2 separate regions of the Homo sapiens genome follow, and region 2 is linked to region 1. The links are chromatin loops, found by intact Hi-C in ENCODE. Cell type or tissue: IMR-90. All regions are shown on one strand. Each heading gives the region's core, and the rest is flanking DNA. Links, peaks and the distances in the headings are about the cores only.

The links. Peaks named below come from ENCODE experiments on the same cell type or tissue, not always from the same donor. Only the 100,000 strongest peaks of a DNase experiment are listed, where the experiment ranks them.
Region 2: it touches region 1 in a loop (5-fold over the local background); 5 of 110 quality-filtered maps call a loop at or near these places.

The regions. Positions count from the first base shown.
Region 1 is chr11:132,125,404-132,129,868 of GRCh38, reverse strand. The region is part of intron 2 of NTM (neurotrimin); the gene reads right to left. Among named protein-coding and RNA genes, the nearest start is that of NTM-IT, 160 kb to the left of the region's middle. RefSeq lists enhancers at 3,329-3,378, 3,479-3,528. In IMR-90, for the core only: a CTCF peak has its summit at 2,714 (motif pointing right); a DNase peak (open chromatin) is centred at 2,708; H3K4me3 peaks cover 685 bases; H3K27ac peaks cover 849 bases.
Region 2 is chr11:132,069,509-132,073,973 of GRCh38, reverse strand. All of the region lies in intron 2 of NTM (neurotrimin), which reads right to left. It overlaps LOC124902795 (a long non-coding RNA gene), which reads right to left. Exons shown (of 2, transcript XR_007062958.1): 1 at 3,009-4,465; 2 at 1-2,800. Among named protein-coding and RNA genes, the nearest start is that of NTM-AS3, 170 kb to the right of the region's middle. In IMR-90, for the core only: no CTCF peak of the experiment used is centred there; DNase peaks (open chromatin) are centred at 993 and 1,653; H3K27ac peaks cover 2,088 bases.

The sequences.
Region 1 (4,465 bases), core at 1,269-3,768:
AATTGAGGAAACAGTGGGAGAAGACAGACAGACATTTCTGGCAAAGCTCAGAATGTTGAGGCTGTATCCATTTGGTACCTCCTGTACTGTATGCTCTTCTTGGTCTTTCTAATACAGTCCTAGGAGCCCCATTTTGAAATGACTGGTGTTGGAGGACAGATATTCTGTGTGTGCACTGAAGAAAAATAATGACAAAAATCAGTTTTTATTTCCTAAGAAGTCTTCCCTTCCATGACTTTGAGGTAGAGCCCACAGGAAGCTGTAGATTAACTGAAGCTAACCTTACTTCTAGGTAGGCATGAAAAACCCACCTGAGGTCTGTCTTTAGGAATTCTGTCTTAAAATACATTTCTCCTGTCTTCAAAGCCAGAATGGGAATGCAGGGCCTAAGCTACTGGGTCAAGTTACCCAGAGTTCTGATACATCGGCTGATTGGGAACAGCAAGACCTCAACTCAGGGCTCCTGGGATCTGTTTGCTTCCCTTTGTTACCTTACTGAGGATAGTGCCAGAGACTCTGAATCAATATATGTGTGAGACACAGGAAAACTATCCCCTAAGTTGGTTCTAAACTATCACTTAGAGCATCAATAGTAACAATACGTACACAGCTGTATGCACTATACAACATTGCTCTTCCAGAAATGCAAACAGTTTTGGATACCAAGTCCCTATACAGCCACCTCCAAATTCCTCTTCTAGAATATATGACCAATAGACCCCACCCTATCCACCCTACCAACACACACACACAAACACACATCTTTTGCAAACTACACTTTTCCAGCGGCACTTTCTAAAGAGAATTGTTCACTCAATAACCTGCTGGGACTTGTGACACCAACCCATCCCAAAGAAAAATTTCTACACTGTCGATAGTGATTTCTGACCTTACCAGCCTCTTTTTTTTTTTTTTTTTTTTTTTTTTTTTTGAGATGGTGTCTCGCTCTATCGCCCAGGCTGGAGTGAAGTGGTGCAATCTCAGCTCACTGCAAACTCTGCCTCCCGGATTCATGCCATTCTCCTGCCTCAGCCTCCTGAGTAGCGGGGACTACAGGTGCCCGCCACCGCACTCGGCTAATTTTATTTTATTTTTTTATTTTTTATTATTTTTTTTTTAGTAGAGACGGGGTTTCACCGTGTTAGCCAGGATGGTCTTGATCTCCTGACCTCGTGATCCACCTGCCTCAGCCTCCCAAAGTGCTGGGATTACAGGTGTGAGCCACCATGCCCAGCCCCTTATCAGCCTCTTGTACCTGTGTGATCACCTGGCAAGTTAAGTTGGTTGGGTGAACTCCTACACCCACAACTATAACCCACTGGAAGATTCTTTGAGGCTCCTGTTTCTGCATGAAGGAGATATACATCTGGACAGCCTGGGGCCAGTCCACAAAGATCTGAGGATGGTCCCTGGAGAGGCAACATCTGATGTCCTGCTCTCTACAGTCCCCAGGCAGCCTCTAAATTCTACAGCTGAGAGAGTAAACAGGACTAGCAACAGTTGAGATGTAACATTGTGTATGCATATTCAAAAGACATTCATTATCTGTAGGACATTGTTTAGAAATTGCTCTACTATTTAATTTGTGATAAATGATTAGCAAACATGTTTATCAATGTAAAAAAAAAAACACACTCACAGAACAACTTTAATTGGATTCATATACTTTAGTGTCTGGGAAAGCTGAGAAGCAAACCATCCTATACCACTGCCATGTGCTTCTCCTCTCCAGCGTCCTGTCCCCAGCCATCTGCCCTCAGACTTCATCTACAACCCCAGACAGCCTTCTGCCAAATGTAAACTGATGGTCACAGGGAAAAGGAGAGGACATATGGATGAGAGTGCCCAAATATGAGAATATCCTTTGTCGACAAAAGCCAGAAAAGTGTAAATCTTTCAGAGAGCCAATGCCCAGGCCAGCATCCCACCTGGTTCAGTCCCTTGGATGGGGAAGGGTGGATCTAAGACAAGAGCTTGGCTCTGGGACTTGCAGGCTATAACGTTAGACACTACTAAGTCTGCCGGCATGACACTCTTTCTCCTATTAATAGCAACTTCTTCAATTTGCTCGCCCCAGAAAACAAAATGAATGAGGCTTGGCTGTGAATGTAGGGAGACTAAAGCCCAGGATGGCAATAAATCGGAGAGCAGAGTGGCAGACACTGTAATCCGCCGGAATGCCGCTCTGGCTCAAGGAAAAGAACCTCTTTGGGGAAGCAGTGGAGGGAATCAATGCCCATAAAAGCATCCGAGGCAGCAAGCCACAGCAGAAAAGATAGATACTGTTGACCAGCACATGCAGCAGATTGCTGGTTGTAAAACAAAATAGAAAGTCATTAAAAAGGTGGGCAAAGGGCACGATTGTGTGATGTGGATGTCACAGGGGACCTGTGTTATAGAGGGCTCAGGCCTCCCCATCCGTCAGAAGGTCAGCATCGCCAAGACTGCCTGGAATCCCACACTGCAGATCCCTCTCTATGCGCTCACCGCAGCAAGGTGAGAGATGGGTTAGTATTTATTGCCACTTATGTAATAGGTCTATTTGGAAACACATTCTGACTCGCTTATCAGGATATTAATACATCACAGCATATTGAGCTGTATTCATTTTGGGTTCGGGTTGCTTTAACCAAAGACTTTCCTGGGAAGCCTGCCAAGGTATGTTTTTCTGGAACGAGCTCCCTTTTCTGCCTCATTCACCACCTTTCGATCCACCAGAGGGCAGAGTCAACCCATAAGACTCAGGCTCAGGGACTTTGGGGGGCAGTTTGAAATAGGAGGAGTTTTGGGAGAACGCACCAGAAAAGCAAAGGCCTGAATAAGTTATTCATCCTGAAAGCTGGAGATGGAAATAGTTTCTGGAACTCTCAAGAAAAAAGACTGACAATAAGGCCCGAAAGAAGCAAGTTAAATAGTTCTTAATGTGCTGTGCCTCAGTTTCCCAACATTTGAAAGGAGCAGATGCTTGAATCATTTCCAACTCACCCTGTAAATTAAACCACGCTTTGCGGGTCACAGAAAACACCTCTCACAGCAAAGGAGGGGCAGCTGGCAGAGAAACAGGCTGCAAGGTCGCAGCCAGCACAAATCGGAAAAAGGCACGTTCTGGAGGCTTCTTCCCTCCTTCTCGCTTCCCTCTCCCTTTGCCTCCTGGTAGGGCTCTTTCTCCTTCCGCATTTCCATTCTTGCCCTCTTTCTCCTTTTCTTTCTTGTGCTAGTTTGGCTGCCCTCTCCAGCTCCTCTCCTCTTGGGAGAAATAAAAGTAAAACCAAAAACAACTGCTAGGGGAGAAATGACAGCAGCTGCTTCCTCCCCCTCCTCCTGCCCCCGCCATGGGAGGTGGCTGCGAAGTCCCCGCACACTGCCAGCCATGGTGAGAGCTTTGATTTCCAATCTGATCGCCTCATTTTGTCAGCCTCTGCATAACACAAACAGCTCAGCCCCCACTTATCACAGAAAAGAAGGGGGTGATGGAAGGAAAAAAAGTAGAAGGAACACCTTCCTCTCCCATAATAAATAACTGGCACAGGCATCTCCTGTCACCCTCAGCATTGTCCGTGGTGTGTGTCTCCCTACCTTGCCATTAAGAAGTAACTCACCACAGCTGGGCTGGAGAGAAACAGTATCTCCCTGCTATTGTTCACAGCGTTCTTGTGTGACAATTTCAATCCATCAGACTTTTCTTCTGCAAAGAATTGATGGACTAAGGATCCTCTGGCTCGGAGCTGTTTGTATTTCTGCACTCGTTCACACACCCAGGTGGCGAGACCCTTGCGCCCACTCAGTCTCTCCCACTCCCACATCGCGCAGGGGCGCCTGGGGACCCAAGCTGCTTATGGAAAGCGAGGCTCCACCTTTGCTGGGCTGCGCTTCTTCCTCTGCCAACAGCCCACTCATCCCCCTTGCCTGGGACCCCTGTTGATCTCTCTTACACACACACAATATACACACACACACATACAAACACATGCACGCACACACACCACATACCACAGCACACACCACATACCACAGCATACACCCAGCCACACACACACCACACACCACACATACCACACAGCACACACAGATACACAACACACAACACACATGCACCATATACCACAACACACAAAATACACGCACCACATACCACACACACATCACACACCACACACTACACACCACACTCACACCACATACCCCACTACGCACTACACATGACACACACACCACATACCACATGACACACATACCACATACACCACCAAACACCACACACATCACACACCACACACTACACACCACATACACATTCATACCCCACCACACACCACATACATCACATAGCACACACTACACACCACACACACCACATACACCACCACACCACACACGCATCACAGACACATCACACACCACACACTACACACCACATACACACTCATACCTCACCACACACCACATACATCACATAGCACACACT
Region 2 (4,465 bases), core at 610-3,109, 55 kb after region 1:
GTTAACCCCAGAAGTTCTGAAAGAAGCCCCTTAGCAGACCTACAGTGTCCTCTGCATTCTGGGAACTGATGGGAAAGCATGTGCATGTGTTGACTTATGGTGGAGCAAACCCCAAACAGGTTTGTGGCCAGAAATGGGATAGAACTAAAGAGTCAAAGAACTGAATTGAGAAATTGCAGACATTAAAAAAAGCTATTTCTAGAAGGAGTGGCTCTTTAGCGACAGGATTTACTCTGACCTCCGAATGCAACCTTGGGCCACACAGGAACCTGGACTCCTGGACAGATGAATTAGGGTGCTTTATTTCAAAATGAAATTGACCATAATGGTTAGTTTGGTGAGTTTCCTAGTGGAGTTTTGGCCTGAGGTTTTAAAAACTGCTCCAGGTCAAGACACTCTGAACCTCTTTCTATGCTATTTAACTGGCCCTATATTCCTCAGTGATCTTTTTTGGAAAGAAGGTGGAGCCATATGTCCTTTTAACAATACTCATAGCTTGCCATTTACAAAGGTTACCTTTACCAGGGGAGCTAGGTACTTTGCAAACATACAACTAACATCATGCACTGCTGGGGACATTTACACCACCAAATCATTACATAAATATTGCTTCATTAAGTCACAGAACATTCCTAAAGATAACTAGGCACCTCTGCTCCCATTTTTCTAGTTGGATAAACTGAGGTCCAGAGAAGACAATTCCTATACTCAAAGTCACCAAAATAAAACAGTTTATTTTCACTGGATCCCCTTCACAAATAGAAAAGTCCCCATTTTGGCTCCTCGTTGTTAATACAGAGGACACTTAGTTTGGAAACCCTTAGCCTAGAGAACTGCCAAATTCTGTTTTCTGATGCCAGTGACACAAAGCCCCAGCAGCCCACAGGACAGAAGGAGCTAGCACATCTCCAAGCTGAGGGACTCCGTGGCTGCAGGCTGTGTGCAAATGGACCCAGCTCATAAGCCAGCCTCATTTTTCACAAATGACACCATCTTTGGATCTGCACGCATCTGGCCATAGAGTAACTTTCAAAGAGTGTTTGTCAAAAGCTTATTCTCTCAGAAGAGTTCCCAGGAGAAAACCCCTATTCCTCTCAGCAGTCAAATCAAAAGGCCCCTCTCCCTGAAACCCCACACACAGGCACCACAGTGAGGAGGAATCACAACCGTAAAATAAGGGGCCAGAGTCCCGCAGAGGCCCCTGTGCCTCTCTCCCGGGGAGGTGGCAGGGATATCTGTGTACACGGCACTCTCCAACTGAACTGGGCCTCCTGTCTTGAGTAAAACTAAAAATAAGGGTGATAACAAGAAAGATTTATCTGAGACTGAAAGGAAGTTCTGACATTACCATAATGGCATCTCTCCAGAAAGTCTGTTCTTTCCTTTCCATTCACATCTCCACTTAGTATTTTTCTGAAAATATAGCTAAAGGCAACTATTCTTTCCCCATGGTTCACAACTATCAGATTGCCCAAGCTTGCACAGACTGCCCCCAAAACATGGTTAGTTAATTACTCACCAACAGAAATACCAAAAGCAACAAATCAGTTGCACACATATGTGTTTGAGAACCCTTATTGTTCTAAGAGACTCCTAATTACACATTTCCTCTGGTATCTACCCCTACCCCTCCCTACTTCCCTACGGGAGTCTGAGTAACACAATCAAAGAAGATTCTAAAGAGGCTTGTCATATCCTGGGGTTTACAAGACATGGTATTCAAAAGGCAATGATGTTAATATTGTTTTACAGTATGCTGGCTGCTTGGGGGGTTTGCAGCCATCTGTGTTCATTAACCCCTTTTTAAGTCAGGGGAAGGGCTGGGGTTGGCTCATTCACAGAGTTATGCTGCCTGCCTCATCACTCACTTCCTCTATCGAGTCATTGACTTGGGGGCATCAGGCATGATTTATTAGTAGGAAACATACCAGTAGACTTTGGTACAACAAGCATCTCCTAATTTTGCCCTAGCCAATCCCTATAAGAACCACTATCTGTATTACCTCTGAGTTCTCCAAGAGCTGATTCTAGAATATCCAGGTAGGTGTGAGTTACGAGCACAGAAGATTTTATTAGATCCACCGTCAAGGACTCCTAATACAGGCCTATTGCTACTGATGGATGACCTGGTTACCATATATATGAGGTAGTTACATTTATAATACAACGCACTTTTTTGTGTGAATCTGATAAAAGCTATGAACTCTAATTCCAGAAAAAAAAAATGTTCTTTCTCTCTTTCACACAAAAACGCACACCCCATATAATTCTGGGAGGTTCATGACCCACTGAAGCTCATCTGGGTCCACCAGCCCCAGCTGAGGAGATCTCATTTCATTAGAAGTTTAGCTTATTCTAAATATTTACCATGCCCTTCCCCACACTCCCATTATAATCATGGCTAATGTATTTTCATGATCTTTAATTTTTCCCACATTTGAATCAAATGATCTCCTCACTGATAGGAAGGGAACATTCTACTATCACAGTCTTTCATTTTAACAGATACACAGGCATCAAGGGCTTAATACAGGCAAGCACGGTGGTGGTCAGTGTGACGTGTTAACTTGGCTGTGTGACGTGTTAACTAACCTGTGATGGTCAGTGTGACGTGTTAACTTGGCTGAGTGACGTGTTAACTAACCTGTGATGGTCAGTGTGACGTGTTAACTTGGCTGTGTGACGTGTTAACTAACCTGTGATGGTCAGTGTGACGTGTTAACTTGGCTGAGTGACGTGTTAACTAACCTGTGATGGTCAGTGTGACGTGTTAACTTGGCTGTGTGACGTGTTAACTAACCTGTGATGGTCAGTTTGACGTGTTAACTTGACTGTGTGACGTGTTAACTAACCTGTGATTCTCAGTGTGACGTGCTAACCTGGCTGTGTGACGTGTTAACTAACCTGTGACGGTCAGTGTGACGTGTTAACTTGGCTGAGTGACGTGTTAACCAACCTGTGATGGTCAGTGTGACGTGTTAACTTGGCTGTGTGACGTGTTAACTAACCTGTGACGGTCAGTTTGACGTGTTAACTTGGCTGTGTGACGTGTTAACTAACCTGTGACGGTCAGTGTGACGTGTTAACTTGGCTGAGTGACGTGTTAACTAACCTGTGATGGTCAGTGTGACGTGTTAACTTGGCTGTGTGACGTGTTAACTAACCTGTGACGGTCAGTGTGACGTGTTAACCTGGGTGAGTGACGTGTTAACTAACCTGTGACGGTCAGTTTGACGTGTTAACTTGGCTGTGTGACGTGTTAACTAACCTGTGATGGTCAGTTTGACGTGTTAACTTGGCTGTGTGACGTGTTAACTAACCTGTGGTGGTCAGTTTGACGTGTTTTGGCTGTGTGATGTGTTAACTAACCTGTGATGGTCAGTTTGACGTGTTAACTTGGCTGTGTGACGTGTTAACTAAACTGTGACGGTCAGTTTGACGTGTTAACTTGGCTGTGTGACGTGTTAACTAACCTGTGACGGTCAGTTTGACGTGTTAACTTGGCTGTGTGATGTGTTAACTTGGCTGTGTGACGTGTTAACTAACCTGTGACGGTCAGTTTGACGTGTTAACTTACTTGGCTGTGTGACGTGTTAACTAACCTGTGATGGTCAGTTTGACGTGTTTTGGCTGTGTGACGTGTAAACTAACCTGTGATCGTCAGTTTGACGTGTTAACTTGGCTGTGTGACACGTTAACTAACCTGTGATGGTCAGTTTGACGTGTTTTGGCTGTGTGACGTGTTAACTAACCTGTGATGGTCAGTTTGACGTGTTAACTTGGCTGTGTGACGTGTTAACTAACCTGTGACGGTCAGTTTGACGTGTTAACTTGGCTGTGTGACGTGTTAACTAACCTGTGACGGTCAGTTTGACGTGTTAACTTGGCTGTGTGACGTGTTAACTTGGCTGTGTGACGTGTTAACTAACCTGTGACGGTCAGTTTGACGTGTTAACTTACTTGGCTGTGTGACGTGTTAACTAACCTGTGATCGTCAGTTTGACGTGTTAACTTGGCTGTGTGACATGTTAACTAACCTGTGATGGTCAGTTTGACGTGTTTTGGCTGTGTGACGTGTAAACTAACCTGTGACGGTCAGTGTGACGTGTTAACTTGGCTGTGTGACGTGTTAGCTAACCTGTGATGGTCAGTTTGATGTGTTTTGGCTGTGTGACGTGTTAACTAACCTGTGATCGTCAGTTTGACGTGTTAACTTGGCTGTGTGACGTGTTAACTAACCTGTGATGGTCAGTGTGACGTGTTAACCTGGCTGTGTGACGTGTTAACTAACCTGTGATGGTCAGTGTGACGTGTTAACTTGGCTGGGTGACCTGTTAACTAACCTGTGACGGTCAGTGTGATGTGTTAACTTGTCTGTGTGACGTGTTAACTAACCTGTGACGGTCAGTTTGACGTGTTAACTTGGCTGGGTGACGTGTTAACTAACCTGTGACGGTCAGTGTGA